Linked DNA regions of Homo sapiens: region 1 is linked to region 2. A link is an interaction called in ENCODE POLR2A ChIA-PET data of the cell type or tissue named here. Cell type or tissue: MCF 10A. All regions are shown on one strand. Links, peaks and the distances in the headings refer to the core of each region. The heading gives the core; the rest is flanking DNA. Region 1 overlaps AGTPBP1 (ATP/GTP binding carboxypeptidase 1). Region 2 has its middle 230 kb from the start of AGTPBP1.

Region 1 (16,769 bases), core at 1,233-5,232, 53 kb before region 2:
GCTTCGGCTCGGCATCAGAGGGAGACTGTGGAAAGAGAGGGAGAGGGAGACCGTGGGGAAGGGGAGGGGGAGGGAGAGGGAGAGGGAGAGGGAGTTCATGTCATAATTCTTAATCATAATGCCAGAGATTAGCATTTTATGGTTTTGTGTATATGGGTAACAATAGTCTCATTTTATAGAACCTTCATGATTTTTGTTGTTAGGTATTAACTTGTCATCAAATTTGTTAATTTATTGCTCTGCCCTGTTGTATATGTCAGTATAGTAGTTTTAGGTGTGACAAACATTACTTGGAACTCCATTCCTCATAAATGTGATAATTTAGACAAATAATCACCTGCATTCTCTATCCTTCAAAGTACCTCCTAAACAAGAATAGAAATGAATATAAAAATTGTCAATTCTCACTGATATTTAAGCCTCCTTTTAACTTTTAATTCGTGTATTCTTAACATGTAGTCAACAGACCGTTACTGGTGCTTTAGATATACTGAAATATCGTTTATGCTTACTAATACTTCACAACTATGGTTATGATTAGGCCCTCCACTGGTCTTATTGTTTTAAAAGGAGTATATATATTTTGAAAAGCACATATTTTAAAGAAATCACATGTACTGCTATATCACAAATATGTTTTTAACATTTTGATAATTATATTTCCATATAATCGATTTCCTTTGTAATCATATTTATTTTGTTTTATATATTTAAAAGTATTATGAGAAGGAGTTTATAGGCCTCATCAGACTCTTTAAGGGGACTGTGGCACAAAAAAGGTTAAGAACTCCTCATCCTTATCATTGCATAAATATAAAAATACAAACCAAGCCAGCCGCAGTGGCTCACACCTGTAATCCCAGCACTTTGGAAGGCCGAGGTGGGCAGATCACTTGAGGTCAGGCCAGGAGTTCCAGACCAGCCTGGCCAACATGGCGAAACCCTGTCTCTACTAAAAATACAAAAATTTAGCCAAGCATGATGGTGTGCGCTTGTAGTCCCAGCTACTCGGGAGGCTGAGGCAGGAGAATCGCTTGAACCCAAGAGGCGGAGGTTGCAGTGAGTTGAGATCCTGCCACTACACTCCATCCTGGGTGACAGAATGAAACTGTGCCTCAAAAAAAAAAAAAAAAAAAAAAAAAAAAAAAAAAAAAAAACACACACAAACAACTAATAATGGCCAATTACAAATTCAGTTTTCTTTTGAGATTTTACTGTAGCTCTTTCTCCTGTTTATTGATGTAGGCAAACTAGTCACTTCTTCCTCCATGCTATCATTCCTCTTTGTCTATCTCAAATGAATTTTTTACATACTTCTGACTTTTCCTTGACTTCTGTATCCTGATGCTTTTGAGGATTAAATGTTCTCAATCTGAGTCTGTGTGTGTTGCATGATTATATTCAGATTATGCATCTTTGGCAAGACTATCATGGATACTGTGTGCTTCTCATTGCATCTTATCGTAGAGCGCAGTTTTAATTTGTTCCATTACTCAAAATATTCCCTTTGATCATTTAATTAAGATGGTATCTGCCAAACTTCTCCATTATGAAGTAGTTTTTTCCTCTTTTGTAATTAATAAATATTTTAATGGGCACGTACTTTGAAACTGTCAGTATTCCATTTTATCATCCAACTTTTAATTTATTCATCCTTAAATTTGTATGTATGGGGCTTATGATTTATAATTTTAATTCAGTGAGTTTTAATCTATTACTGCCATTGTTTATTTTGATGCTCAAAATTTTCCTGATTTGGCCCCTTCAAACTTCTGTTATGTTTTTTTATATTTCCTCATCATTCTTTGCGGATTTCCTTGCTTTTTGGCAGAACAGGATTTCCCAGGCTATCACTGCATGTTCTTTATCTCAGGGTTGGAATCATCAATCATTTCTTCAATGCTTCCTGATTCCTTTTGGTGGAAAACGGTATTTATATGTAAGCCTCGGTGCTAGTAGTTATTTATTGCTTTTGTGATGTTACTGCTCCCAAGTTCTCTTGGTAGACAGAGCTATAGAATATATTTAAGTATTTACATACATGAATTTATATATATGTACACACATGCATATACATGCATGCTCAAATAAAGACAGACATAACCTAAAAATTCTGAGTTCACAGTGATATGTTCCATTCTGATTCTACACCTAAGGGTTAAGTCTAGTTTTTAAATTAAATGTCTAATTCCCTTCCTTAACAGTGAGAAACCTGGCTGTCATTATCTTGAATATTTTTTTCTTACTTGATCAACCTGCCTGTGTGTAACTAATCTTCTGTCTCACTGCTCTCTCTCGGATGCCTTCCTCACCCTGCTTAGGCTCCAACAATCCAAAGGGAGGGAGCTTTTTAAAAATTATTTTTGTAATCTCAGTGTCTTTCATGTAGTAGCTATTCATTGACCAATTATGTTCTATTAATGAGTCATTGTGTTTAGGTATTTATTGCAACCTATCATGGGCAGAGTGTTGAGCTAGAATCTCTGCAAAAGTAGAAGAAATGGGAAATGAGAGCTCACGTCCTGAGGGGAGTCGATAGTATGATGGAAAAAGCACAGTTTATGTTTGTGAAGTGGCATGATAGTGTTATAAAAGAGTACAAAAATAACAGTTAAAAATTACATAGACATTTGAAGAAAAAGAGTGACTGAGTGAAGGCTGGATTTATCTGAGAGAGTTTTTCCCAAATCATTAGGTTTTAGGGTAGGGCTTGAAAGATAATAGTAGATGAGGTTTGGTAAAGAAATAGCAGCTGAACGTGAAGGAAACAAAGTTAGCAATGGAAAATACAGTAGCCTCCTTATCCTTGGCTTCACTTTCTGTGGTTTCAGTTAACCGTGGTCAAATGCAGTCCAAAAACATTAAATGGAAAATTCCAGAAATAAACAATTCATAAATTTTAAATTGCATGTTGTTCTCAGTAGTCTGGTGACGTCTCCTGCCATCCCACTCCATTCCACCTGGGACATGAGTCATTGTTTTTGTCCAGCATAGCCACACTATAGACACTCTCTACCCATCCCCTTTACCCCTTAGTCACTTAGTAGCTGTCTCAGTTATCATATGGAAAAAAACAGATATATGGGGTTTGTTACTGTCCACAGTTTCAGGCATGAACAGAGGGGTCTTGGTCTTGTCCTCTGCAGGTAATAGGGGACTACTGTAGACTAGGTAAGGTGGAAAGACTTATCTGGAGCTTAGAAAAGTTAAGGCTGAAGAAAACATCAGAGGAGCAAGTGTTCAGTTCTTTGCTAATGAGTATAGATTTTATAGAAGAGGAAATAGTAATTGTATATGTCTTTAAGTATGGAATGATAAATGATCCATCCTATATGAAAAATGTATTAATTCAAAACATTTAGAAGCTTATAGTAGCCTGGGACTTCTATGATGTAAGCAACAGCTAATGTGGTACTCTGAGGAGAGTGGTGGCTGCAGAGCTATCTGGAGTTGTTTTTTGAGGTGGATACTTCCAGTGTAATATGACACGCTACTAGCGTACAGCTATTCAGCACGCTGCTTCTTAAATGTAAATTTGTTGTTATTGTTTTGTTTTTCATATAATACAGATAGAGTAAATAAGGGGAATGAGGGAGGTTCTGATTGTGGGCTGAAGATAAAACTAGCCAGCTTTATAATTTCAGATCAGATCATTAGTATATACTTGCTGCTTTTAAGCCTGCTTCCCCCCACCCAATACAGGTTGGCAAAACTTTTTTCCTTAGTTACTGCTATTTATTATTTTAATATCTTATTTTATAGTAATATAATATAGTATATTCATTCAGCTATTCTTTTTCTTGCTCTTGGAAACTTTTCAGGAATAAGTGCAAATTCTTGTCATTATTTACATTATTGGTAATGTGATGTGGGGGATGTTGTACTATTTCTTATCTTTACCTCCTTCTCTTAGCTGTTGATATTTGTCCTTTAGTTGTGCTCTGCATCAGTGATCACTAATAAAAGTTACTTTGGTAACAACAGCCATAGTTAATTAACACAGGTCACTTGGGTTTATTTGTTGAGGGGGGAAACAGGGGTGGTGTGTTCATAAACTTTCCTCTGAGCATTTTTTCCTTCATCTTCTTTTGCTTTTTCTCCTCTTCCACTTCTCAATTTACCTGCTTTCTGTGGGTGATATTCATTCCTGTGAGTTTACATTCTATCTGTATGTTGACAACTCCAAAATACTTACAATCTCCCAGACCTGTGGATCCATCTTCCAACTTGCTTATGTACACCTGGACACAAAATTAACTGGTCTAGAACTCAGTTTGTGACTGCTGCTCCCATAGCAAACCTGTTCATTCTTAGCCACCCCTGTCCACCCAGATGCTCATGTCTTATTCTTGGCATTTTCCTCTCGCTTACCCTTAACCCAATCCATCACCCAGAACTTTTTGATTTCTCTTCTGAGATATTTCTCAGAGCTTTCATTTCTCTCCATCACCTTTACCATTACAGTAGTCCAGGCTGCCATTACCCTTTGCCTGAACAACTCCAGTAACCTTCTGACTGGTCTTGCTCCATGTACTTTACTTCTGGTATCCTCCAGCTTCTTTGCATGCACTAGTCACTCGTGTGCTTAGAAACCATTATCGGTGTCCCAGGTGTGTAATGGAATATATCCATTATCAGAGTCTCTGAGGTCCAGCGTAAGTCACCTACACCTTCCTCTCCTCTTTGAGCTTGTCCTACTCTCACTTTGTATCCTTATCATTCTAACTGCACTGACCACCCTTGAATTTTCAGAACAGTGCTTCTAAACCAGTTATGGCAAAGGACCAGTTTCTGTTTTACAACTTTTTCTGTACTGATACTTGAATAAAAATATAAGAATGAAACACTATGAAAATGGGAGAGAGGACCCCAAAGAATACAAATATAAGTGCTAATTTATTATTATTAGATCACCAGACCTATAATTTCTGTGTCAGATTGTTATAAAGGTTTCTGAACACTTCATTTCAGTTTCTGTACTTTTGTCACCATGGGCCAGTAACAAAGAGTTTGTGGACCACACTGGTCAATGGACCACACCTTGAGTAGCCTTATTTTAGAACAGATCAGTCTCTTTGTCACCCTAGGGTCTTTGCATTTTTGGTTTTCTCTACCAAAATGTCTGTGCCTCCACTTCTTTAAGATTTTATTCTTATCCTCAATCTGGTTCAGTTTCAGTACATTATGTTTAGGAGTAGACTTATTTTTAGTTTATCTTGCTTGACACTTAATAGGTACTTTTAATTTGAGGACTCTTGTCTTCAGTTTTGAAGTTCTCAACCACTTTCTCTTTGAAAATTGCTTCTTTATCATTCCCTTTATTCTGTTCTTCTAGAATTCCTGTATTGGAATTTCTCAGTCTGTTCTCCATGCATATCTCTTAACTGCTTTTTCATGTTTCCTTTTCCTGCTACAGTCTAGGTAAATTCTTCAGTAGCATTTTATAATTCACCAACTACTCCCAGAACTTATCTCCTGGGAGATTTTTCTTTTAATGACTATGTATTTCTCATCTAATTTGCTCTTTTTTGTTTCTGCATTTATTTCACATTTTCTTTCTTCTTTTTTTTGAGACAGGGTCTCATTGTGTCACCCATACTTGAGTACAGTGGCGCGATCTCGACTCACTGCAACCTCTGCCTCCCAGGCTCAAGCGATTCTTCTGCCTCAGCCTCCCTAGTAGCTGGGATTACAGGCATGGACCACTACTGCCTGGCTAACTTTTGTATTTTTAGTAGATACGGGGCTTCACCATGTAGGCCAGGCTGGTCTTGAACTCCTGACCTCAAATGATTCACCTGCCTCAGCCTCCCAGAATGCTGGGATTACAGGCGTGAGCCACCACACCCAGCCCTCACATTTTCTTGTATATCCTATGGCCGTTATTCTTTCCTTCTTTGAAGACCCTAAAGACTTTTAAAGTCACTTGTGGATTGTGCTGTTTATTTTTATTGTGTTGGTAAATTCATCCACTGTTTCTCATGATCCTATAGTTTGCAGGCTCATTTTAAGTAGAGTCCCCCACTCCCAGGCCTTTCAAGCCTCTCCCCGTAACCTCTTAATGATTTTGTGATTCTTTCTACCTGGCCCTCTCAGGGCTCCAGCACAAGTTTATGGTAGCATGATACTAACATTTCAGACTTCCCATCCTTCAGTGATTGGGGATTTTCCAGGACAAGTCACTGAGTTCATGAAAGTTCTGGCTGTGATTCCCTCTGTCTTTTCTTTCTGACTTTATAATTGCAATGCTATAAAGTCTTTAGCTTTAGGCAGAAGTCTCAGCCTTATTTTCTCAGCCTCCTTTCTAAAGTGGGAAGCCTTACTCCAGCTGCTGCATTCACAAGTCTGAATTTAGTTCCCTGCCTGTAGGGCACTTTGTCAGCCTCTCTGTTGCCTTGAAGGAGCTACTGCTGCCTGCATTTGGACCTGGCGGCACACCCATGACCTGACTTCGTGATTCTGTTCTTTTTCCGGTCCAAGGAGATATATATCTTATTTCTATATGCATATGTGTCTTTTTTGTCATCCTATTTTGTATTTTACCTAATCATTGCTCTGTCTTTGGGACAGGGATAACAGGAACCTGAAAGTGTGTACTTTTCTATACCAGCCTTTTTTTTTTTTTTTTTTTTGAGACATGGTCTTGATCTGTTGCCCAGGCTGGAATGCAGTGGCATGATCATAGTTCACTGCAGCCTCAACCTCCTGGGCTCAAGCAGTCCTCCCATCTCGGCCTCCTAAGTAGCTGGGACTACAGGCACATACCACCACACCCAGCTAATTTTTTTTGTTTGTTTGTTTTTTCAGTAGAGAGGGAGCCTCCCTATGTTGCCCAGGTGGTTTTGAACTCCTGGGCTCGAGCAGTCTTCCCATCTCGGCCTCCCAAACTGCTGGGATTACAGGCATGAGCCACTGTGCCTGGCTTCAATACCAACTTTTAAGAGAAGCCTTTTGCTCACACTTTGCCTGGCTAACTCCTAGTTAACCCCAGAGACTATATCTGTGCCCTTTAGTGCAGAGACTATATCTGTGCCCTTTAGTGCTGCATAATGTGCCATTCATGGTACCTTGCAATGTGTGCCAGTCACATATTGAGTTGAATAAGAGGTAGGTAGCTATGTCAGATTTAAAAATTCAATTGAATTAGATTTCTGGGAAGAGCACTGTCTTATAGTGCCCAAATTAACCATGTAAGCACATTAGACTTTATCCTTTAGTCATTTGGGAGTTTTAAAGCCACTGGCAAAGTATGCCACTATTTTACCTGAAAGAAGTATATGCATTTTTTTGAAACTGGGAAGGTGGAGGCAAAAAAATTCTTAAGGAAGGTGTTTGGAATCATTTACATTTGAGACGAGGATGAGTGCTCCAATAAGAATAGTGAGGATAAGGGGCAATGATTGCTTGAGGAGATAGTATTAGGTAGCATTGGAGGGTCATAATGATGAATATGGAATCAGTAGGGCACAGGCATTTGGCAGCATGGAATCAGTAGGGGAAGACACATTTCCAAGTGTAAGTGAAAAGGGTAAATGACAGTGTTAGAGATGGAACTAGGAGACCACTTACCTTTTACTAAGATCACCCCCCTGTCCTTTTCTCTTTATTGTCTGTGCTCTTCTGGATCCCTTCTTTGTCCTTGTAATTTTTAATCTATTTCCTGGTCGTAATGTGAAACTGAGGTATCAAGTTAATGAATATAAATTCCCCTAACTTTTTTTTTAGTTGAGTTCACCCTTTCATAATTTTTCAAATCCATCTTTCCCTGCCAGAATTTTGCTTTATTCAACCTGTCTGCAGTGTGGATCGTGTTATTCCACAACTTAGCCCTCAATTCAGTTTTATCCTTCTTGGTTTTAACTATTTCCCGAGATACAGTATCTGTTATAAATTAATTTATTTTCATTTGTAGGCAATGTATATCAAATAAGCTTGAATACTTGCAGCAATAAGAATAAATATTTACATTAAATGTCTTTTTCAACATAAGTAGTAACTCATTGACAGATGTTGTCCTAGTCAGCTCAGGCTGCCATAATGAAATACAATAGGCTGGATGGCTTATAAATGACAGAAATTTATGTCTCACAGTTCTGGAGATTGTGAAGTCCAAGAGCAAGGCAATGGCTGATTTGGTGTTTGGTGAGGGCCTGCTTCCTCATAGGTGGCCTTCTTCTCACTGTAACCTCATGTGACATAAACATTCAGTTCATTACCCTTCATCCCTGTTCCCATCCCAAAATTCATGTCCTTCTCACAAGCAAAATACATCATTTCCATCTCAATAGTCCCAAAATGTTCGCTTATTCCAACATTAACTCAAAAGTTTAAAGTCCAAAGACTCATCTGAATATAGTCATGCATCGTTTAACAATAGGAATACATTCTGAGAAATGTGTTGTTAGGTGATTTCATCATCGTATGAATATCATATAGTGTATTTGTAGTAACCTAGATGGTATAGCCCATTACACACCTCGGCTATATGGTATAGCCTATTGCTCCTAGGCTACAAGCCTGTACAGCATGTGACCGTATGGAATACTATATATAATTGTAACACAATGGGAAGTATTTCTGTATTTGAACATATTTGAATATAGAAAAAGCACAGTAAAAATATGGTATTATAATTGGGACCACTGTCATATATGCATTACATCGTTGACTGAAACATCATTGGAGCATATGACTGTGTCATTTAAATCAGATATGGGTGAGATTCAAGGTATAATTTGTCCTGAGGCAAATTTTCCTTTAGCTGTGAGCCTGTGGAATCAACCAAGTTAGGTGCTTCTAAAATACAATGGTAGGACAAGAACAGGACAGACATTTTTATTCCAAAAAGAAAAAGAAGTGACAATTCTTGAGCATGTCCAAAACCTGAAGGCTTGAAAATGATCTTTAGCTGCATTCTCTGCTCTTCAGGCCCACTGGGGCTGCCGTTCCACCTTCTGGACACACTAGAGTGGAGGCTCCATCCCTGCAGTTTTGCTGGCCATTGGTTGGATCCCTAAGCCTCCAGGCAGTCCTGCCCCCATGGCTTTGCTGGGCCTTGCCCTAGTAGCAGCTCTTTGTGGTGGCCTTGCCCTTGTGGTGGTTCCTTACCTGGGTGTTGTGCCTGTGGCTCCATCCTTCGATATCTAGGTGGAGGTAACCATGCTTCCCAGGCTGGTGAATTCTGGGGCTCAGCAGAGACAGCACACATGGATGCTGCCAAATGCCTGTGCCCTCTGAAGTGGTGACCACTGCATGTGTACCACACCTGGGCCTTCCAGAGCCTCACCTTGTGCTGCAGAGGAGCAGGGTGCCAGACTGCAGGGAGTGGAGTGTGTGAACCTGCAGGCACAGGTGGCTCCTCTTTTGAAACCACTCTGATGATCTCTGAATTGCCTGTCAGGGAGGGTGGTCGTTCTTTTCTTGTCTTGGACAATAGCTCCTGGCTCTGTTTATTTGGCTGACTTTATGCCTTATCAGTTGGTCCTTTTGCTACACCCTTGGTATTCTCTCCTCCCAAACTGTCTTTCTCGTTTGTTACAATATAGACAGGGTGAGAGTTTTCCAAATTTTTAAGTTCTGCTTCCTCTCTCGTGAATGATTCCATCTTTAATTTCTCTTGTCTTGCATTTTACTATAAGCAATCAAGAGAAGCCAAGCCATACCTTCAACAGTTTGCTTAGAAATTTCCTTGGCCAAATATCCTCATTTTCATCTGAGACCTCATCAGAATGGCCTTTACTGTCGTATTTCTACCAACATTCTATCAGGATTATTAAGTATTCTTTAAGAAGTCTGAAGCTTTCTCTATAGCTTTCCTGTTTTCTTTCTGAGCCTCACCAGAATTGCTCTTTATGGGCCATTCACAGCCATGTATCCCTTTTGTAGCAAGCACCTCCATACTCTTACAGCTTTTACTCACTACCCACTTCCAAAACTGCTGCCACATTTTTACATGTTTGTTACAATAGCACCCCCAGTTCTTGGTGTCAGTTTCTGTCTTGGTCTGTTTGAGCTACTGTGACAAAATACCGTACACTGGATACCTTATAAACAGGAGAAATCTATTTCTTACAGTTCTGGAGACAGGGAAGTCCAAGATCAAGGCATCAGCAGATTCAGTGTCTGGGGAGGGCCTTGTTCTTTGATAGACAGTGGTCATCTCACTGTAACCTCATATGGCAGAAGGGTTGAGGGATCTTTATGGGGTCTCTTTTATAAGGGCACTAATCCCATTCAAGAGGGCTCTGCTGTTGTGACCTGATCACCTCCCAAAGGCCCGCCTCCTAATACCATCACCTTGGGAATTAGGATTTCAACATATGAATTGGGATGGGAGGGGGGATGTAAATATTCGCCCAATTTCAGATATTATATAATTACTCTTTACAATACTGTGAACCATCAGGTTTTTTGCATATAACATTTAAGTTTTGTTTAAATAAACTAAGAAAAAGGTAAGAGACTTATTCAAAGTGAATTTGTGATAATTATGAAAAATAAGTTGCCAGTCGTTCCATTTAGTTTCTACACCATTGCTTTGGTGAAAGATAAATTTAGTTTTATAAATAACAATGGAGATTTAAAGATTAGATGTAAATTAAACAGAGCTTAAAACTACTAATCTATAAAATTATTTTAATTGGAAAAGCTTGAAACTTCTGAGTGTGTGAGTTAATATTACAAATTTGACAGAATCTTAACCCTGCTGGTGTTACTATGTATGTAAGCGTAAGCTATCTTTTTGTTTAGTATTTGTTTTTAGCCTTTTGTGTCTTTATATTTAAATATGTCTTTTAAGCAGAATATAGTTATTCTTTATCAGAGCATTTAGTTCACCTACATTTATTGTAATTATTAACATATTTAGGTTTAAATCTACCAGATTATTATTTGCTTTCTATTTGTTCCATCTGTCCTGTATTTTTTTTTTTTTGGCTTTCTTTTAGATTGGTAGATTTTAGATTGATTTTAGATTTATATTGGTTTTATTCTCTTAACTGATTTTAACGGACACTTGGCATTACTTCATGCAGTCTCACTTTATCAAACTCTTAATATAAAAGTGTATTTTTGGGAGGCCAAGGTGGGTGGATTAGGAGGTGAGGAGTTCAAGAGCATCCTGGCCAAGATGGTGAAACCCCATCTCTACTAAAAATATGAAAATTAGCTGGGCGTGGTGGCAGGTGCCTGTAATCCTAGCTACTCGGGAGGCTGAAGCAGAGAACTGCTTGAACCCGGGAGGCGGAAGTTGCAGTGAGCCGAGACTGTGCCACTGCACTCCAGCTTGGGTGACAGAGTAAGACTCCTTCTCAAAAAAAAAAAAAAAAATTGTACTTTTATCTTTTTTTTTGGACAATACAGGATTCTTATAACATTTGAAGTCCATTTAACCCCCCTCAACGTATCTGTTGCTGTTGTTAGATACTTTCAGATACTATGAGTATTTTTAACTTTACAGATATTATTGTTTAATGCAGTCATTAGCTCTCACCACGCATTCCACCCCCTGCTCTTTTTTCTCTTCATTTTTTTCCCTACATTTTGGGTTTTATCTGAGATCATTTTTCTTTTTCCCAAAGAACACTGCTATCTCTTCACCTTTACTTGTTGAGGGATATTTTCAGTGGCTGGAGAATCTAGGTGACATTTACTCTCTTTCAGCACATCAAAGATATGGATTCTGTTGTCTTCTGTCCTCCACTGTTAGGATGTCAAGTTAGCTATTTGTCTTGTTGTTGCCCTTTTGAAAATGGTCTGTCTTTTTTTTTTTTTTTTGAGATGGAGCCTCACTCTGTCACCAGGCTGGAGTGCAGTGGCATGATCTTGGCTCACTGCAATCTCTGCCTCCCAGGTTCAAGTGATTCTCCTGCCTCCCAGGTTCAAGCGATTCTCCTGCCTCAGCCTCCCAAGTAGCTGGGATTACAGACATGCACCACCACACCTGGCTAATTTTTGTATTTTTAATAGAAACGGGGTTTCACCATATTAGCCAGGCTGGTCTTGAACTCCTGACCTCATGATCTGCCTGCCTCCACCTCCCAAAGTGCTGGGCGTGAGTCACCACACCCGGCCGAAAATGGTCTCTTTTAAGGCTAAGTTGCTTTTATGAATTTCTCTTAGTCTTTCATATTTAGGAGCTTTACATAGATATGATTTTCTTTTTATTTTGCTTGGGGTTCCCAAAGTTTCTTAAATTTGGAGCTTCATGTCTTCTATCAGTTTTGGGAAATTCTTAGCTATATTCTCTTCAAACATTGTTCCTGCCTTCATTATCTCTCCTTCTGGGACTCCATTTATGTTTGCGTATGATCTTTTCACTATATCCTCTGTGTCTTTTATTCTCTTATGAATAAATTTCTATCCTTTTGTCTCTCTGTGCTTTCTTCTGGATGTTTTTTCTAACCCACCTTCTAATTCACCTATTCTTTCTTTCACTGGGTGTTATCTGAACTTTCTTTAACTGGGTGTTATCTGACATTAAATTTATCTTTTTAATACTTAATGTAATTAATTAAGGGGTGGGAGTTAGGAAAAATATCTATCTACAAAGACTCCTTAGGGGATTTTTTTTTTAAGTTGAGAAGTATTGCCTTAGGGGCATAAGCCAGCATTTGGGAAGCTCAATAGGATTTACTTTCGAGCAGACTTTGACTTGCGCTCCCCACTTGCACCCTCATTTTCTGGATTGTACTTCTGCTACTTCTGCCTTTTGGTCCTATGTGAGTAGCCTCTCTGAAGCATCTTTTGAAAGCCAACTTCCCATCTTTGTGAAATAGGAGATGGGCTGAAGAAGGGAATTTGAAGGTCTAACTCCTCTTTATAAATCTTTTAGCTGGTTCTTGTTTTCAATTCCACCCTAAAACCCATTTGTTAAAAATAACCAGTGTCTCTAATTGCTGAACTTTTCTAGGGCTTTGTAATGTAAATCAGCATTTTTTTTCCCTTGATTTCCCTTCCTTCCATAGGTACTTAGCAAAGTGAAGGAAGTTGGAACTCAAGACCATTAGTTTCATCCATCTGCTTCCACCTGCCTCCATCTTCCAACATTTTGTTATTATCTCTTGTTTGCTTTTGATACTGGTGGGCTGGAGGGGGTCTCCAAATGCTGGTGGGACCTTGACCCCAGCCAGTGTCTGTGTCCCCAGGCTCTTGACACTATCACGCCAAGGAATTGAAGGATGAGTCAGAAAATAGTGAAAATACGGAGATTTATTGCAAAACAAAAGTACACACTCAAGAAAGGGGACTGCAGGCATAGTCGAGACAGTCCCACAGTGGGGTTTGGGATTTTTATCTTTATGGATTTCTTTAATCAAAAGGTGGAATATTCGTGAAGATAACTGGGAAAAGGTGGAGATTTCTCGGAACTGTTGTGCTACCCACTTTTACACCAAATATGGGTGTTCCTGGAACTGTCATGACACTGGTGGGTGTGTGACTTAGTATGTTCATGAGCATATGATGAGGTCCTAGGTGAAACCTAGGTCAATTCCAGTGCTATGTTGGGTCCAGTTGGTCAACCTGGTTTTTCAGGGTCTTATCAGTCCCTAGTTTCTGCAGCCATTTCAGCAGTTTCTTTTTTGCTGGTCATGTGAAACTGCTGCCTGGAATTTTCTATTCTCCTGTGACCACCCTGTGTTATTCCTGTCTCATCGTTACCTCCTCTTGAATTTATTTTCTCCCTATGAATTTATCCTTAAAAAAAAAAAAGATTTTTTTTTTTTTTACTGTCATCTTAGTAGTATTTGAGAAGGGATCAGAAATAAATGCTTTTGTTAGATCCTCTGTGTTTACCAGAAGTTATAGAACTTTCTTTTCAATAATGCTCACTGTCGACTATTCATTATGTTATATATTCCCAGGGCATTTATTGGTAATTGCCAAACAAAAGTCATTTTAATTTTACCCATTTGTGTTGTATAATAAAAATTCCATCTGATGCAACACTACATTTTTCCTGGGGTAGGTGTTTCTCTTTCAGGTCAAAGCTGGAAATACTGGTAGGACTCATAAAAGCAAATAGCTATGTAGTATTTTTGTGCTTAGCAAAAGTCATTTTTATTTTATCTATTATCTGAACTATTAAACAGTTTCAGTGACCTTCATTTAAATGATTTGAGAATGAGACTGATGAAACATTTAATAGTTATTTATTAGGATATTGTAGTGGTGACTAAATTTCAGGATATCAGGTCTGTGGATGAAGTATTTGAAGCTTGAGCATGTTTAAAATACTATAGGATGGCCAGGTGCAGTGGCTCACGCCTGTAATCCCAGCACTTTGGGAGGCCAAGGCAGGCAGATGTCTTGAGTCTAGGAGTTTGAGACCAGCCTGGGCAACGTGGTGAAACCCTGTCTCTACAAAAAATACAAAAATTAGCCTGGCCTGGTGACAGGTGCCTGTAGTCCCAGCTACTCGGGAGGCTGAGGTGAGAGGATTGCTTGAGCCCAGGAAGTGGAGGTTGCAGTGAGCCGAGATCATGTCGTTGTATTGTACTCCAGCCTGGGTAACAGAATGAGACCTTGGCTCAAAAAAAATTATAGGTAAGTGAAGTTGAAAGATAGCAATATCTACACAATGTTTTATCATAATTAAAAATATACCCATGTTTAAATGAAGCCTAATTACTGACATATAATCAAAAATACTATTTGGATCTAGTTTTTAATTGAGATGAAATTCACAGAGCATAAAATTAACCATTTTAAAGCAAACAATTCAGTGGCATTTAGTATGTTGACAATGGTGTGCAGCCATCAATCACCCTGTCTTGTTCCAAAACCTTTTTATCACCCCCAAAGGAGACCCTCATACCAATTAAGCAGTCACTCCTGGCCCCTGGCAACCACTGATCTCCTTTCTGTCTGTATGGATTCACCTATTCTGGATATTTCATAGAAATGGAATCATACAATATGTGACCTTCATGTGTCTGATTTCATTCACTTAGCATGCTTTTGAGGTTCATCCATATTGTAGCATGTGTCACTACTTAATTCCTTTTCATACCTACAGCATGGACATTAGAAAATTTGATGAGAAATTGTTCCTGATGCAACTAATAAATATAACTTAAGCCAAAGAAAGCCTTTAAAATACTTAGCATTAGTTATATTTTGTTTTAACATTTTTAAAAAACCTAATTTGGTATGTTTTGATATTTTTCGAATAAGGTATAGGGAACACTATGAGTCTGTGGACCAGTTACCATCATATTATTTTTCAGCTAAAGTCTGTAGTCCTGTCCCCAGCATTATGAGAGAGACTGAGTGGTAGATATTGGTAAAATAGTACAAAGATAATAGTTGCTATAGACCGTTAGCAAACACTAGAATGAAATGTTAACCTCTGTTATCTGTATTTTCCTTATGTGAAGCTAGTATTTGTTTGTTTATACATATATAGGAACTCTGTCTTCTGAGAAAATTAAATTAATATAGGTAATTCTTGGCTAAATGTTAACAGTAGTGTCTAATACTTAGCTATGTGGTAAAGTTTACTGGTATTAATGTGCCTTATTTTTAATGTATAATTTACCATTTAATTAAGCAAATTAAGAAAAAAGATTTTCCTTTCTAATAGCTGTGGTACACATAACTTGAGTCTGGTTTGCATTTCTGGGAATCATTTATTGCTACTACATAGAAAATTCTTAGCGCTGTAATTACTACTGAGATTTTTCTGGGCAGATAAGTCATGTAATTGGAGATCATATCATACCTTCTTGTACTTTGGAAATCGTAGTTGCTTATAACTAAAAGTGCTCCATTTGTATTTGTGCTGAGTAGATGAAATGCTGTTGTACCCACAAATAGAGAGATTGAAATCATCCAGATAAATAAGTTTGGGACTGATGTGAGCACCTCGGGATCCCAGACCAGATTTGATTATAATGAAAGCTTTGAGCCTTGTCATAAGTAAATGATCCTTATAATTGAGATGTAGATAGGTATCAAATTAGTGATTATTAGTCTGGAAGACTTAGCTATGTAAGGAATTTGATGATTGTATATGTTTATGGCTATTTATATTTTTGGTAGCCTCTTGGGAGAAAAAGTTATTTCTCTCACAATAAGTGTCTGAGACTTCAAAATAAGAATATATCAGCATAAGGAAGAATACATATTTAGTGTTATATTCATATTAGAGAAGAATGTATATTCTTTAATTGCTGGTTGTAGGATTCCATATATTCCTGATAAGATCAAGTTTTTAAATCTGTGGTTCAGATTTTTCACATTGTAATGGTTTTTGGATCTGTTTGTTCTATTAGGTATTAAGAGAGATGTTTTCAGGTTTCCCCTATCACTGCGAATGTGTCCACTTTTCCTTTTAAGTTCTGTCAATTTTTGCTTTATGTATTATTATAGTAGATGTGTAGAACTTTTGCTTCATTACGTCATTCTGGTGGATTGATCTCTTTATCATAAAATGTCTCTTCTTTGGTAATGCTTCTTGCTTTAAAGCCAGCTTTGTTTTACATTGGTGTAGTTGCCCTAGCTTTCGTTGGTTAGTTTTTGCATAATATCTTTTCCATCCTTCTAGTCCCAGTTTTCTCTTTATATTTAAGATAGGAATCTTGTATGTACCAGGTAATTGTATTTTATAATCCAGTTAGTCATCTTTGTCTTTTAATTGGAGTATTTACTCCATTTCCATTTAATGAATTACTAATACAACTGAGCTTGTAAGTTACTGTATTTGTTTTCTATTGGTTTCACTTGTTTTATGTTTTTTTCTCACCTTCTTTGAGATTAATTCAAAAAGT
Region 2 (16,769 bases), core at 4,380-8,379:
TTCTCTCTCATGACCCAGCCACCATGCTGTGAAAACCCCAAGCCACGTGGAGAAGCCATGTGCAAACGGACACTTCAGTCTCCAGCCCTGGAAATTTCAGCTGCCAGGCAGCACCCACACCTGCCCTGGGAGGGAGCCATCTGGCACGTCGAGGCACCCGAGCCTTCAGACGATGCACCCCATCTGACCACCGCAACCTCGTGGGAGACCCCGTGAGAACCTCCAGCTAAAGCCAGAAAACCCCTGAACCATATATGAGAGAATAAGTGATTGTTTCAAGTTACCGGTTCTGGGGTGGTTTGTTATGCAGCGACAATTGACTGGATCATTAAGGATTTGTACAGACTTCCTTTCTGGGGCTTTTAAGCTTACTAAGCATCAGTTCTCAGTAAGTACAACCCGTCCCTCAGGGCGGGTGAGGAGCCTCGGGTCTGCCAAAGCCGGGCCCTGGCGGGCTGGAGAGCGCGAGCTGGGGCGCCTGTCACTCCTGCGCGCACAGGGCGATCGCGCGGAGTCGGGGGCGGTTTCCTGCACACAGAAAGGGAGTGCTTTTAGGGGCAAAGGAAGCTCGCCGCGGCGTAGGGACGTCTTTCTAATGTCAGCAGAGAGAGGCCGATGCGGGAAGAGTTATCCACAGATGCGGGAAGGGAGAGGACGCGAGAAGGGGAACCGCGTTCTCCTGGCCTTCCGCGGACGGGGATCGGGTACCGACAGGGTTTACCCGCGGGAAGCCGCAACCCAGCACCCCGGGCCTGGCCGCGCAGGCGCTGAACGCGCCTTTGCTGTAGTCCTTTGCTGTAAGACAGTGAGAGAGGAAGGATGAAGTAGGGACAGACGAGAACGCCGGCAGGCACTCCCACTTCCCTACTCAACAGCCTGCCTTCCTTTCTTGCTGACAGAACCATGGTTAATGGGGGTGTGTGTGTGTGCGCGCGCGCGCGTGTGCATGTGTGTGTGCGCACGTGAGTGTGCGTCTGTGCGTGTGTGTGTGTGTCCAGAGGGCTGGTGGGATGCTAACGGGCCCAACTCAAAAGCTCTGTTCCCTAGTCTTCCTTGCAGTGAGTAGCGGCCATATGACACCGTTCCGGCCAAAGAGACCTAAGTAGACCTCACTGGATGAAACTTCTAGAAAGTGTGTAAATGGGTGTAAATTCACTTGACGTGAGCTCTTTGCCCTTTGTCCTTTGCCCATCCCCCTTTAGCAGCTCTGGGGCTGGGCCTAAGCATTTTCATTTTTCCCAAGTTCCCTGACGGATGCTGATGCTGATGCTGATGCTCCCAGGGACCACACCCTGAGCACCACTGCTCCAGGACTTTGGGGCTATGAAAAGCAGTTGTCCAAAGGAATGAGTTGGCAAATCACATGTGAGTGGTTTGAAATTCTTTCTAGTCCACAAAACAACCTAAGGATGTCCAGGAGATGGGACAAGTTTGAAGCATTTGAGTAATGACTGGAAGCACAAAGGGAACCGGACGCCACCACTAATTGTCACCAATGGAGTAAACAACACGTGCCTGTGTTCTTCAGGAATGGCGGGGATGCAACCAGAAAAGAGAGTTCTCCTTGATGGCACGTCCACACGCGGCTCCCACTCATCTCTCTCGGCCAGCCGCCCGCAGCCTGTTCTCCATCACTGTCCAGCCGTTCCCCACCTGCCTCGAGTCTGTGGCGTGGGCCGTGCAAGTGGTTCTCGATCGCAGGCATGTTTTATCCATCATGACTTGGTTGTTACGATACACAGTGTTTATTTTTCTTCATAAAAAGATGCAAGCTGTGCGCCTCCAAATGCTGGCAGCTCAGAATATTCCATTTGTTTGTGAAGAGACAGACTGGATGGCACAATTTCAATCAAACTATGAAATGCAGGCTGGCATGCCTGGAGAGAAAGATCATAACAGTGTGTACTCTTCTTTCTGAGAAGCCGCGGACTGCACACGTGGTTAACTCATCAGCCCCTGGAAGGCGTCCTGGTGGATGTGTTCCATCAGCCATGGCAAAGCAGGAAGGGGACTCTGTCAAAGCTGTCTGTCCTCTCCCTGGGGACAGGCGGGGCCACATGACACATGCTGTGCCACATTGATTCACTCTGGGTGGAAGGGGTTGTGTCCTTTGAATTCCCAAATGGAAATGGCTAGAGTTTTTTTTTTTCTAATTACAAAAGTAATAAATGGTCATTTACATTTTTTCCAGGAATAAAAAGACTAAAGACTAAACAACACACCAAACAAAAAAGAACTCCACGAGGACTATAATTTCTTCTTGATTTTTATCCATCTGCCTGTCTATAACTGACCTGCCTTTTGCAACCATAGGCTTCTCTCCAAGTACACATATAGAGATCTATACCTTAATTTTTATGGCTGAATGTTATTCCACCGTGTAGCTATATCAGCCCCCTATTGAGAGATGGTTGGTTACGGGTTGTTTTTTTCTTTTAAAAACTATACTATGTTGAATATCCTTATGCATCTCACTCCCTTTGTTTTCCTAATTGTTTTGGGTAAACTTCTAGCGGTGGAATTGCTGGAGAAATGCATTTGATCAACATTCCTGAACTGCCCTCCCCAAAGTCTGCGTGAATGACACCCACCCCCGTCGCTTATGAGGCTGATCCCAGCTTCACACCTGCATTATCAACGCAGGGCACAAATCTTTGTCACTTTCTGGAGTGATTTTCTCTTAGATTTCTGAATGATTAGCATACCTTGACATGGTAAACCTTTATATAATAAAGTTTTTAATTTTTCTTATTAACATGAATTGTAGCTATATGAAATATTTTATTGGTTGTCTGCTTTCTTATTTCAGCTTTCCATTATGACAATGATTAAACGTTGAAGAAAGTTGAAATAGTAGTACAATAAACATCCATATACCCTCCATCTAGATCAATTATTTACATTTTGCTATATATAATTCAGCTTTTTTTTTTTTTTGAGACAGAGTCTTGCTCTGTCACCAGGCTGGAGTGCAGTGGCGCGATCTTGGCTCACTGCAAGCTCCACCTCCCGGGGTTCACGCCATTCTCCTGCCTCAGCCTCCCGAGTAGCTGGGACTACAGGCGCCCGCCACCATGCTGGGCTAATTTTTTTGTATTTTTAGTAGAGACAGGGTTTCACCATGTTAGCCAGGATGGTTTCAATCTCCTGACCTCGTGATCCACCCGCCTTGGCCTCCCAAAGTGCTGGGATTACAGGCTTGAGCCACTGCACCCGGCCTAATTTAGCTATTCTTTCTATGCATTTAAATTTTCAGAACTCTCACAACACTTTGATTGCACCTAAGAGAATTTATCAACAATTGTATAATGTCATCTAATGTCTAGTGCATAGTCAGACTGACCCAGTATATGTAGAGTAGTATTTCCGCAGAACAGCTACTACAGAAGATGTGGAGATTCTATTCAGGGGTCTCCATCTTGGTTTATGCAACAGAACCATCTGGGACTATATTTTTAACAAGTGCTGGGGATTGAAATCAAAATTCTTCAAGGAAACCAATAAAGAAAAAGTTTTCTGGTGGGAAGGTCATAGATCCCAGGCCTTAGTGGAGGTGGGGATTGGGATTTGGGGACTAGAGGATCAGTTTAATGGCAAAACTGGGCCAATGCAGAGGCCATATTGCTTCAGGGACTGACCATGTGGGGAAAGATGGATGAGGAGAGACTTTTGCCACGAGCATTTGTATCATGGGACCCAGGGACAAGGCATGCATCCCAGAAGAGAGGGAGAGTGAAGACCCTAGCCCTCCCTCTGATGCCCACTGTTTCCTAGGGTCAGAGGAGAGGAGCGGCATGGCGGGAGGGTGAGAGTTAGATGGCCTCTCCTGGGACTGAGAAGCTTGTCATCCTGGCTCAGCCCAGCCTTTGCTGTATGTAGGATCCTACAGAAAGCAGAGAGGTGGGAGTCAGGGAGGGGGTAGAATTTTTTTAATGGGAAATTTTTCTGCAAGTTGGCAAACTTATCCAGCGAAAGGCTACTAAGGGGCCCCTGGTACACAAGCAGTAGCAGGGCAGAAAGAAGACGGGATTGGTGATTTCCAGCACGTTGTCGTTGCCACAATTTGTCCAGCACAAGGAAAGTGAGTAGTGAGCTAACAGCATTTCAGGAGATGCAATTTGGGTGTTGGGGGCTGGAGAGAGTGTGGTGATGGTGTATAAGTCCCACAGCCTCCCGATGAAGCCATCTCCTGAGTCCAGGATTGTTATGAATTTCCCGTGACCAGGGCCTGGCACGCTGATCTACTCCCTGCGCCCTGTCGCCGATGTTTCCAGGGCTTAGTCTTGTTTCTGATGCCTTGTGGAAAAAACAATGGCAGTTTAGTCTGAAGTTACCCAAATCATTCGTTGCCAGGAGAGTTCACTTCATTTAGAACTTGGAACCACCATGGTTTTCAATAGGACGCTTAATGAACTGGGCCCTACGAAATAGGCAAACTTCCTGGCCTGCTTAACCCAGTATTGTCTCTCTTGTTCTGACTGCAGTCATGTGTTTTATTTTCCCATTTTTTGTTAGCTTCCAGCTGAAGGCCAAGCTACATGAGCCCCCTGTGGCCTTCCTTTTGGGAAAGGTGGAACTCGGCTGTACATTCACCTTCTGAGCTCCTCAAATGTCTTCCAACACTGCTCCAACGGTAGACAAAATATTATTGAAAATGAGATTTCCATTGTGGCAGTGGTTTACTGTCTTCCATTTTAGAATGCAATTTTTTTTTTAATGTATTTTTGGATTTTTATTAATTTAGATTATGTAAACTAGCAGGGTGTTTTTTAATGAGATTGGTGATGCCAAACCTAAAAGAGTTAAAATCCCCTTGTAATCACATATAACTCAGAGAAAGGTAGGGAATGCCCCACAGAGAGACAGGGGATGCGTTTGTTTGATTTTTGCTCTTTTCCAAAGTGTGGCTTCCTTTTGAAATGTCTTTGCCTTCGGTTTGAAATCATCAGTCATTTGTTAATCACTGGCTAAAATTCCGTATTTGTAGCAGAGGGAAGAGAGAGGGAGAAAGAGAGAGGTGAGGTAGGTGTCAGGCATCAGAGTCTTGGGGTACCAGTCTCAATTTAGCTATTTCTGAAGCCACCCACTCTAAGGCTTGGTTTCCTCAAATCCTCTATTTTTTTCTGACCTTGGACATCTTGCTCCAGATCTGGGACTCCATCAGCACAAATGAACTCTTCAAAACCAGAATATTGCCTTTTTTATTGCATTTGCTGGGATGGTCAATGCAAATTCCATCCTCCCCCTTAGAACTATAATATGAGTTTTGTGTTTAACACCAATTAGAAGAAAACTTTGTGAATAAATGGCACCTGTAAAATACCTCTACCACAGCCAGACTATGGGAGAAAACTCTTGTTATTTCTCAAGTTTGCCTGAGAATTGTCTTATGGACAAATCCCAATTCTCTCATATTTGGAATATGTGAAAAACTAAAGCATGGAAAATTGAAGTGCTTCAGTCACTTCCCTAGATGACCTGAAACTACTAGCATATGAGCTGTCTGTCCATCCATCCATCCATCCATCCATCCATTTGGTCATTCTTTCTACTTCATTTGAATGGATGGATAGACAGATGGATGGATGGACGGACAGACAGCTCACATGCTACTGTAAGCACCTATTGTATATTTTTTCTTTTTTCTTTTTTTTGAGACGGAGTCTCGCTCTGTCCCCCAGGCTGGAGTGCAGCGGCATGACCTCGGCTCACTGCAACCTCCGCCTCCCAGGTTCGAGTGATTCTTCTGCCTCAGCTTCCTGAGTAGCCGGTACTACAGGCGTGCACCACCACACCCGGCTAATTTTTGTATTTTTAGCACAGACATGGTTTTACCATGTTGGCCAGGCTGGTCTCGAACTCCTGACTTCAGGTGATCTGCCCGCCTTGGCCTCCCAAAGTGCTAGGATTACAGGCGTGAGCCACTGCACCTGGCCAGCATCTACTGTATTAACCATACTTCCCCTTTCTGTAAACTAGATGCTTTCACATCTGCCCTGCATTCCTATGTGGTACACACCTTGTTCTGGACAACCCACTAATATGCCTGAGTCACCCTGCCTGGGCCTCCTGCCTCCCTTGTTGCCTCCTCCAGGGAGTGTGCTTTTAAAACACAAACTGGCCAATCTGGAATCCACACCTCCATCTACCTCCCTTATTGGGTTTTCACACTCAAAACAGGAGGCGAGAGCTGGCACAGGTAAACAATTTAGAGGTGGAGGGAATATTAGAACCAAATGTTTCTCTTTCCTCTGTGAATCAAGGGGCTAGTGGGGGCTGGAGGTGTAAGACAGCAATGCAGGACATGCTGAGGGCCCCATGAAGAGGGGAACACACAGCACACAGGCAAAGGAGCATGTGCCGAGTTGCATTTTGCCCTCATGGAGCTGACAGTCTGGCTGGGAGGCAGGCAGGCTCACCCCCAGCTATGAGAACAAAGCAGAATGCAGAATGTGCTCCAACAACTAACTGTGAGCATCGCTGTGGGGGACCAGGAGAAGTTTCCCAGAGGACATGGACTTTGAGTTGTCTTAATGGATGTAGGGAGGCCAACAGACTGAGAAAAAAAGAGGACCGATCCTTTGGTTGCAAATATGGCAAGCAGAAACGTCAACCCCCCTCAGCAGAAAAATAAAAGCAAATCCAAGGGATGCTGGTAGAGGGTGAGGATGGATTTAAAACGGTGCCTGCTGCTTTTTCTCCATCTTGGAGCGTGGAGAGCCTCGGCAGCTTCTGAACAGCGATGAGCGTGTTTCTAATTATCACATCAAGCCTTTGATCTGCTTTAATTGTTTGTTTCCCCCTGCAAACGCAAATTTGACTCACTGGTGCTGTGTTTAGCCAGCTGCTCCTCTTGGAGGTGCTCGGCATTGGGCCATGCCTATTTCCCAAATGAGACACAAATGCCCTGGCTTCCGTTCGGCCCTGCACATATTGAGCTCCTACTATGCGCTTGGTGATGGGGAGTGCAGAAACTAATAGAGTCTCTGTCTGAGGTTGCCTTGAATGGTTCTGAGTCTCACTCTCTTTCCACCCTGCCCCACTCCCAGCCCCCAGGAGATTCTGGAAGAAGACAGAAGACAGTAGGATAAAATTCTGATCAAATCAGAATCCGATATACAGAAATATGAACATCTTGCAGGTGGGTCAAAACTGGAGACTGCCAATTTTTAAAATAAGCTTTCTAGGTAGGTCTCGTGGGATTTACAGTTTCAGCTCTGCGTTTGAAGCTTCTGCATCTCTATTGTAAAACCTTCAGCAATCATCAGATGAAGATGTATGTGGTTCACCTGATTGGCTTACTAAAGCAGGAGACAGTCAAGCCAAAAGAAAACGGTCTTAAAATACAGGCTTGTGAATTGTAGAACTGAAAGAGGCTTTATTCAGGTATATTCTACATATCATATACTTCATCCATTTCAAGTGTATAGTTCAATGATTTTTTTTCTTTTTTTTCTTTTTTTTTTTTTGAGATGGAGTTTCACTCTTGTTGCCCAGGCTGGAGTGCAATGGTGTGATCTCGGCTCACTGCAACCTTTGCCTCCTGGGTTCAAGCGATTCTCCTGCCTCAGCCTCCGAAGTAGCTGGGATTACAGGTGCCTGCCACCACACCCAGCTAATTTTGTATTTTTAGCAGAGACAGGGTTTCACCATGTTGGCCAGGCTGGTCTCGAACTCCTGACCTCAGGTGATCCACTCGCCTCTGCCTCCCAAAGTGTTGGGATTACAGGTGTGAGCCATCTTACCTGGCCTAAATGCCTTTTCTTAAAAAGTGAAATCCAGTTCTGGTTTTTTTGTTTTGTTTTGTTTTTTTGAGACAGAGTCTCGCTCTGTCGTCAGGCTGGAGTGCAGTGGCACTGTATCAGCTCACTGCAACCTCCGCCTGCTGGGTTCAAGCCGTTCTCTTGCCTCAGCCTCCTAAGTAGCTGGGACTACAGGCACATGCCACCATGCCTGGCTAATTTTTTGTATTTTTAGTACAGACAGGGTTTCACCATGTTGGCCAGGCTGGTATTGAACTCCTGACCTCTTGATCTGCCTGCCTCAGGCTCCCAAAGTACTGGGATTACAGGCATGAGCCACGGCGCCTGGCCCGAGCCTTAGTTTTTAAAGAAACTCAACTGAGCCCTGGAGGCAGAGTATGACTAATTGAGGTTGTTTCCGAATGTCAGGTGCTTGATTCCTGGGTGTCTATTCAGTCTGGATCTTTAGTTGGCAAGTGATGAAAACCCAGCTTGGCTAAACCTCAATAAAAGAACCACAATAAAGAAGGGAGTTTATTGGCTTACATAATGAAATGCCCATGGGGTAAGTCTAGCTTCAGGTGTGGCTTGATCCAGAGGCTCAAGGGATATTGTTAGTTCTTGGTTTCTTCCCAACTTGTGTGTTAATTCAAAGGCTCTATATGCTGGTGAGATGGCTGGAACCCCTCTTCTTGGGTTCAAGTTCAGGTTCAAGTTCATTTGCCAAATGTCTCTTTCACATCTGTGTTTATGTGTGTGTTGTGATTGTGTGTTTTGTGCATATGTGTAAGAATATATGTTTGTGTATGAGTTTGTGACTGCGTGTTTGTGTCATATGTATTTATGAGTGGGTGTGTGATTGTGTATGAGTTTGTGACTTAGTATGTTAATGTGTGGGTTTTGTGTTTGTGTGTTGCGTGTGTTTATGCGGTATGAGTGTATGTTTATAACTGTGTGTGTTGTATGCATATGTGTGTGTGTTTGTGTGTGTGTGTGTGGCAGGGAAGGCATCTATGGCATAGAAATGATGCTGGGAAGCTCTGGCTGAGTCTTTGAATGCCATGGTGCTGTAGACTGAATTTCAAGTGACCCGTAGGAATTTTTAAACAGGGTGACCAGGTCATTTACGTAATTCAGAGCTCACCGCTGAGCAGTGTGGGAGGCTGATGGGAGCAGGCAGGGGCTGCAGGGAGGCCCGAGAGGAGAGAGGGTCATGGAGTTTTAGCCTTGGCCTCTCAGCAGGGAGGCAGCTGCAGTCTTGGAAACAGTGACTAGAGGGGGTGGGGCCTTGAGTCCTAAGGCTGGCGTTCAGGTTCCAGCCTGTCCCATACAGCAGGAAGGATGAGCCATACAGCGGGGAGGGCAGCAGAAGCCCTGGAAGGCCATGAGGCTGCTCACCACTCTGGCAAGGCTCTCCTGCCGCCATGACCTGCTGGAAGGATGACTGGGCAGGGCGGCAGTCTGTGGACTGATACTGCTCTGAAGAGTAAGTGGTACTCTTGGCCTGGACCTACTGATTGGTGACTGGGGCCTAACCCTGCCTACTCCAGTGGTTTCTGGAAGTTTCCATAAATGACTTTTAGGATGCCGTGGGAATAATATTTATTTTGCTACTTCCTTATGGAAACCAAATGCACATACATGTATTCATTAGCCACATGTAAGATTGGCTCCATGGCAGACAGATGACTACCCCTTAGAGTCCCAATTCTTGGAGTATGTTGCAAAGAAACCTGATGCCCACGGATGAATTAGTTCAGATAATCAGCGACTTTTTTTCAGATTATTTAAAACTTTCTTTTCTTTGGAAGGATGACTGAGAGTGAATTTGTAGGGAATTATACATGGTTAGTGGGTAGAGCAGTAAGGAGGAGAACTGACATACAAATAAATCAGATTAAAAATTGGTTTCTGATGTCTGGGAGCCTGCCAGCTTTGACTCCCCAATGGCGAATTGACTCCAACTAAAAAGATCCTTTAGATCCTTCTGTCTCAACCCTTTTCTCATATCATATATCCCATAATACAGCCAGACATAAGAGAATCGAGTCCAAATCCCTTATTGTTGCAGATGGGAAAACTGAGACCTATGCAGGTCACATGCCTCTGAAGCTTACACAGTGTTTATGGCAAAGCAAAGGCTTGAACCTGGTGGTTAGCTACTGAGTCCCAGTATTTAAACATTTTTATTTCATTGCCTCCTTATGCAAACCAGGTGCACACAGATATGTTTATGGGGCATATATAAATTTGGCTCTGTAGATGAAGGCTGATTTTGGTTTGAGGTAAGAAAGAAAGCAGGAATATAGGATTGTCCTGCCAATTTTTGTATTTCAAAATAAGTAAATCTAAGTTCAATTTACAAGTATGCCTTCTTATTCTTTATTACCTTGACAATGGAATAGAAAGGGGAAGAAATTTATATGAAGATACATGGGGGTAAATTGAGTGAGATAGGATAAAAGGGAGAAAATAGGTCTATTCCCAAGGGGTTCTGTGAGCGAATGAGACTTCCTTTGCTGCGTGTGTGATCATTGTTCATTTGTTCAAAGCCCTCATTCATCCTATGCTCCAGTCACCATAGTAAGGGCCTCATATGTATCTTTTAACCATGTGAGGTTGGGGTTATTATCCTATTTTAAAAAAAGACAACTGGGCCGGGTGTGGTGGTTCACACCTGTAATCCCAGCCCTTTGAGAGGCTGAGGCAGGTGGATCGCTTGAGCCCAACCTGGGCAACATGGCAAAACCCCATCTCTACAAAAAATACAAAAATTAGCCAGGCGTGGTGGTGCGTGCCTCCCAGCTACTTGGGAGGCTGAGGCAGGAGGACTGCTTGAGCCCAGGAGGTGTATGCTGCAGTGAGCCATGATCACGCCACTGCACTCCAGCCTGGGCAACAGAGGGAGACTCTGTCTCAAAAAATAACCAAAAAAATAAAAATAAAATAAAATAAAATAAAAAAGAAAACTAAGGCTCAGAGGATTTCAGTAATTTGCTCGAGGCCACAAAGCTGGCAAGTAATAGATTCATTCTTGGAACTTATCATGTTGAAAGTCTTATGAATTAGAACTCTGCAAGCTTCTTTCCTTAAGGACAGGGCTACACATTGGTCAACTGAGAAGGAAAAGCATCTGTCCATTTCTATGCTTGGGGTAGGATCCACATTTCTTTCCTGCAGATGGGTGAGAATAGAAGTATCACTTTGCAGAGTCACCTAGAAGGTGGTTCACTGGGGGGAAAGAGTTTACAGGTTCCCACCCCTGTCAAGGGTGTCAGCAGTGATCTGAGGTGAGAAAAGACCACAGAGAGCAAAAACCTTGTATGGTGGCCCCGAATCTCATGCTGGGACCAAGGTTTTGGGCCAGCCAGTGACTGTGCCCCAGTCTAGCTAAGGGGAGTTTGCAGGGCTATGAGCCTGGGGCAGTTCCTGTGGGCTGACTGGGCTGGACTTTCCTTACAGCAGCAGTGTGGCTCTCCATGTGGAAATGAGGCCATTCCTGAGCTTCTTGATGTCCTCTCCCTTTCGTTTCTCTGGGTCTTCCTTGACTACAATACCAATCCCAGCTCTTAGCGGATGCAGAAGAAAGGACCTTTCCCAGGAGGAGGCTGGAGAAGCAGAGGCTGGGGTGGCCTGGTGGTCCCAGGAGGAGTCTTGCTTCCTTCTGCATGTGCCTTTGACCCATTGTAACATGATTCTCTTTCTTGTGGTTTTCCTGGAGATCTTTCCTCCCTTGCTTGTCTTCCTGGGCTGTCTCAGACTGAATGGGCAGGAGGTGGGACATTCCAAGGGGGAATGTCTTGTGGAATGTCTTTCTTCCCTAACACCCATCTCTAGACTGGGGAACAGTGAGGTCATTTACAAGTGTGTAGGGCAGGGGTGGGCAATCTTTTATGGGAAGGGCCAGATAGCAAATGCTTTAGGCTTTGCAGGTGGTATGATTTCTCTGTCACACTACTGCACTCTGCCATGGTAGAGTGAAAGCAGCCATAGACAATACGTAATGAATGGGCGAGGTTGTGTTGCAATCAAACTTTATCAAGACAGGCAGGGGGCTGGATTGGGTTCCCTGAGCTGTAGTTTGTTGAACTGGGTCAAGAAGGTGGAGCAGCCACTTTTGGCAGATGAATGCCATTCATTGCCCACAGGGAAAAGATGTCTCACACAGACCCGGGACCCCACAGGACCCCAAGGCAGAATTTGTACAGCCAAGAACTGTGTGTGCCAGCCTGTCCGTCAGCCCCACACAGCCCCACAGGCGATGTCTGGACTAGAAGGCTTGGGAATCTTGTTTTAGGGCATCATATTTAAGAAGCCACGGTGGAAATATGGGCTTGGACAATATTAGTGACGATGTCAGCTCATCCAGCTCATCCTTCAGAGCTTGCCAGCTGGGGCTGGGCCAGGGCCTGGGGCCATGTTCAAAGGCTGATAAGCTTTCCAGAGACACGTTTCACTGACAGAAACATCCCCAGCACATGCTGTTCCAATTCTGCTGGCCTCTTATGGTGCACTGTGGGAAGACATGTGGGGTTTGAATATATTATGTGGCAGGGCAGTCTGAAGACACAGAGGGGCCACAGTGAGGTTTGAGGCATGTGTCCTCATGACTGGAAGGACCCAGGGCAGGCCAGATGCCCTAGGATGCAAGATGGAAGAGGGTAGGTGCCAGGAAGAACAGCTGCAGTATGGTGAGTGGGCGGAGGAGGAAGAGCTTGCTTTTGGCTGGGATGCTGGCCTTCCAGAGGAGGTGGCAATTGTGGTGGGCTCTGAAGGATGGGTCATATGTGGGAGTAATGAACATGGCCTGGGAGAGTGTGGGCATGCCTGGCTAGAGCCAGTGGTTTATTTGGCTTTGAGCTATGGGGCAGATTCTATTTTCCAAAGATGATCCCAACAATATCTCCCATGCCACACACTTTTCTCCTCATCAAGAGGTGGAGTTGAATTCCCCTCCCTCTGAATCGTGCAGCTGGTGACTTGTATGTTGCCACTGGAGTCCAGTGGAAGTGACACTGCGGGACTTGCAATGCTGGGGCAATAAAGGAGTTGCAGCTTCTGCCTTGAGAGTGGGAATACTCGCACAGAGCCCCGAGCCCCCACTTGAGAATCCCACCACCCTGCGCCAGCCATGCCCTGGGGAAGCCACACTGAGGAGCAGCCACACTGAGGGGCTCTGGAGGGCAGTCCTAGTCCTAGTCATCCCCCTAGCCCAGGAGACTCCAGCAGCGGGAACCCACTAGAAGGTCTGCTGGAGGAAATGGCTTACTTCAGGCTGTGCTTTCAGAAGAGGAATCGGCAGCAAAATCCAGGACAGAGTGGTGGCTTGTGGCTGGAGGGTGGGACGGGGAGACTGATGAAGTGCATTTTGGGCTGCTTTCCATGAGAAGCGATCTCAGGTGAGCTGTGGCTGCAGGCATGGAAAGGAAGGGCCATTGCAAGAGATGCTGCTGTGCAAGAACAGACAGGGTTCCCTCCTCACCTCTGCAGCTCCCCGCCCAAATCCCACATAACCCGTATCACATGACGTTCTTTGAAACCTGGCTGGCACAGGCTGTAAAAAGCAGGGCTTTCGGCTTCATTTAGGCCTACAGTTCCTCATGGACCATGAGGTTATGTGTGTGATAGTGGATAGAGCCCTCAGGAGCAGCTGAGTGGGTAACAAAGGTGGTCATCAGATTTTGACATGTGAAGGACACAAGGACCAACTGCTGTGATGGATCTGGGAGGACAGGCAGGCAGCAGTCTCCCTAAAAGCACTGAAGTAAGATGGGCTGCTTTATAGCCTACCCATGTGGGTGGCTACTGTGGAGTTATTTCAGGGGCAGAGACCCATCCCTGTTGTGGATATGTCTTTTCATGGGGCTTCTGCCTTTGTTTCAACAGTCAGATATGAAGTTTACTCTTTAGATGCTTTAGGGTCTTGACTTTATACTATGGTGTAAACGACTGATACATGAGCCTTTCCTTTGTGAGAATTCTGAAGCCACCGAGAACTGGGCCACATGAAGGCTTTGGGTTGTTGAAATAAATATAACAGGAGGGAGAGGAAAGGATGCAGAGGTGGAGGCTGGAAGCTGAAGTCCAAGCTCACCGACTGCAAGTCTGTGCTTAGGCCTGAGTTCACCCCCAGCTAGAGCTATTTGGCCGGTACAACAAGTAGAACCCATTGTTAATGGCCAGTGTTGGTTCTGATTGGCTGAGGATCAGTTCTAACTTGTCGGGAATCTATTCTGATTGGTTGAATGTCCACTATAATTGGCTGGGCATTTGTTCTGATTGGCAGTTGTGAAGTGCATGTAAGGAGGCTAGACTCCAGCTCCAGGAGTAATTTGTGGGCCCTGTGGGCCCCAAGTGTGGAAGCAAACACTGGGTGGCCAATCTAGTCCTGTCACTTTCACGAAGTCCACAGAAGGCATGAGTCTTAGGTCTCAACAATCCTACTGGCAAAACCTGTGAGCTTGTCATCACCCTTTCATTTTTGGAATTCTCCTCCTCTTTCTCATGGTCCTAGAAGGCATTTTTCCCTCCCTTTTCTTAGCATAACCACTGTGGCAGAGACTATGGTGCCCCACCTATGCCTTCTCAAGCCCTCATCCTTCCCAAGCCCATTGACTCAAAGCCCATTGACTCAAAGCCCACTGGAAGTCCACGTCCACCTGCAAGGCCATGTAGGCTCTTTGCCTTCCTCTGGCCACTGTAACCCTCTGGCCTGCTCAGCCAGGCTGAAGGACGGGGCAGTTGATGTCCTGCCAGGAGCAATCTCAACAAATGCTATGTGGGATTTGATGGATAAATACCCCAGGTTCTTTGCTTCTTGATTGGGATCACTCAGGGGCATCATCCACACTGTCTTCCGGAGTTCCTAACAGGCTTGAGCCCCAGTTGCCCACATTGATAACCTGCTGTCTCCCTCTAGTGGGATCTTTCCTCGTCTTCCTTCACTTCCCTACCTGCCCCAGTGATGGTCCTGACTTCACCTCCCAGATAAACTCTATGCACTGACATCCTTGTCCGGGGGCTGTTTTGGAGGTTCCCAAACTCAGAGACACCTCTTCAAGGATGCCATGTTTCAGGAACACAAGAAGCAAATGGCATACAGGCAGCCCCTGCTGTCTGCCCTATAACACAACCTTTCTCTAAAGTCAGGGACCAAGAAAAAGCTTGGCTGTTTTCCTGGTTCTCAGAGGGGGAAAATACAACGAAAACAAAGCAAACTAATAATGTAGTCGATGGCCCTGTTCCATCTGTTATTTCAGAATCACTAATGAAAGGTTAAAAAAAATCTGCCCTTCCTCAGCTCTAACAACTTTCCTCTGTGGTCACTAATTTATCCCATTTTTCAAAACATTGCTTTCTCAGCTGCTAGTGTGAGCTTCTCGGTTCTTTGCATCCTTGGACAGAAACACTTTCAAGCTCTGCTCCCTCTAAAGTTCAGATGACATTAAAACAAGATCTAAGCATCTGCTGTAAACACACCTTGGCAGGTACTGCTGCCCCCCAGTGTGGACCCCTCCCCAGCTGACATGCCTTTAACTGCGAGGAAAATGGTAAAACACTGAGCAATCGACAGGCCCTGTGGGGAGTGCTGCTCCCTGCTTTGTGGCATCTGCTTTTGATGGAGACAAAGGAGCTTATCTTCCCTTCAGTTCACCTCCCTGGCCCTTTGAAGGCAGAACTAGAAGCAGTGAGGGTGGAAAAACTCCAAAGTCTAGAAAAACATGCAGATTAGAACCATTTCCTCACTGTTCATCTGGAAGCCTTTTTAAAAACTGAATCCAACCATTTAGTAGGAATCTAATAGGACTTCCTTTGGATGCTTCCCTTGAGGGGGTACCATGTCACATTAAGAATGTAGGCGCTGGTAACACAAAGGTTGTTCCTTGTTGGGAGTCACTGGCTGCCCTGGAGGGATGACGGTTGGTGTGTGGGTAGAGCTTGTGTCTATGCGCAGCTCATTCGAGAGGCATCCCTGACAATGGTTCTAAGAAGTTTTCTCAAAGTTTTGCTCACCGTTGTATTCCTTTCACTCATTCATATAGGCAAGCTCCTCCCCAAATCCCAAGGTAAATTGAGATTGAATACTTCTCTTCTTACCTCCTCCTTCTCCTCTTATTTTTCTTTCCCTCCCCTGCCTCCTTTCCTTTTCCATTTCCCTGTGTGTTAGTTCCTGATGGCTGCCATGACAAAGTACTGCAGACTGGATGACTTGAACAACAGAAATGAATTTTCTCACGGTTCTGGAGGCTGGAAGACCATAATCAAGGTGCTGCAAATTCAATTGCTGGTGAGGGCTCTCTTTCTGCCTTGCACATGGCGGCCATCTCGCTGTGTCCTCACATGGCCTTTCCACTATGCCTGTACAGCTCTGGTGTCTCTCTGTCCAAATATCCTCTTCCTATGAGGACAACAGTCAAATTGTATTAGGGCCCACCCATATGATCTCATTTCACTTAAATTACCTCTTTAAAGGTCTCTCTATAAACACAGTTACATTCTAGGTACATGGGGTGGTGGTGGGGGGCGATAATATACACATTTTGGGAAGTGGACACGGTTTAGCCATAATACTCTCTTCTGCAAGCCTGTGCCCAGAAATGGTCTTGTTGACTCAAGTTGCATGCGTTCAAATCTTGGTTTTACCACTTCTAAGCTGAATGACCTGGATAATTTGCTTTACCTCTTTGAGCTTCAGTTTTAGTAGTTGTAAAATGGGAATACTCATGCTTGATGGCGTTGTAATGATGCTAGGGGATAATATATGTAGAGCCTGGTGCAGCAATCAGTGAGTGTGTGAAAGGTGCATGTGAAATATCCGTTCCTTCTGTTCTCCTTCCCTCTTGATGCATCCTGCTATTGTACAATTTTGTATAAAAATTACTCCCCACACTCTTTAAATGGTTGATTTATTCTTTACTCTAAGAATTAAGGCACAGTTGCCATTATAATCTAAGTTTTATTGAATAAAAATACATTTATTTTTATAATTTTAGTTTCAGTTTTCAAGATAATCTCCTAATCACCATT

Evidence for each region. ChIA-PET counts read pairs that join two places held together with the same protein. Peaks named below come from ENCODE experiments on the same cell type or tissue, not always from the same donor. Only the 100,000 strongest peaks of a DNase experiment are listed, where the experiment ranks them.
Region 1: POLR2A ChIA-PET joins it to region 2 with 5 read pairs; 3 of 35 experiments call an interaction of 5 or more read pairs at or near these places.

The regions. Positions count from the first base shown.
Region 1 is chr9:85,556,393-85,573,161 of GRCh38, reverse strand. All of the region lies in intron 25 of AGTPBP1 (ATP/GTP binding carboxypeptidase 1), which reads left to right. Among named protein-coding and RNA genes, the nearest start is that of AGTPBP1, 180 kb to the left of the region's middle. In MCF 10A, for the core only: no CTCF peak of the experiment used is centred there; a DNase peak (open chromatin) is centred at 2,971.
Region 2 is chr9:85,506,702-85,523,470 of GRCh38, reverse strand. No RefSeq gene overlaps it. Among named protein-coding and RNA genes, the nearest start is that of AGTPBP1, 230 kb to the left of the region's middle. In MCF 10A, for the core only: no CTCF peak of the experiment used is centred there; DNase peaks (open chromatin) are centred at 6,040 and 8,240.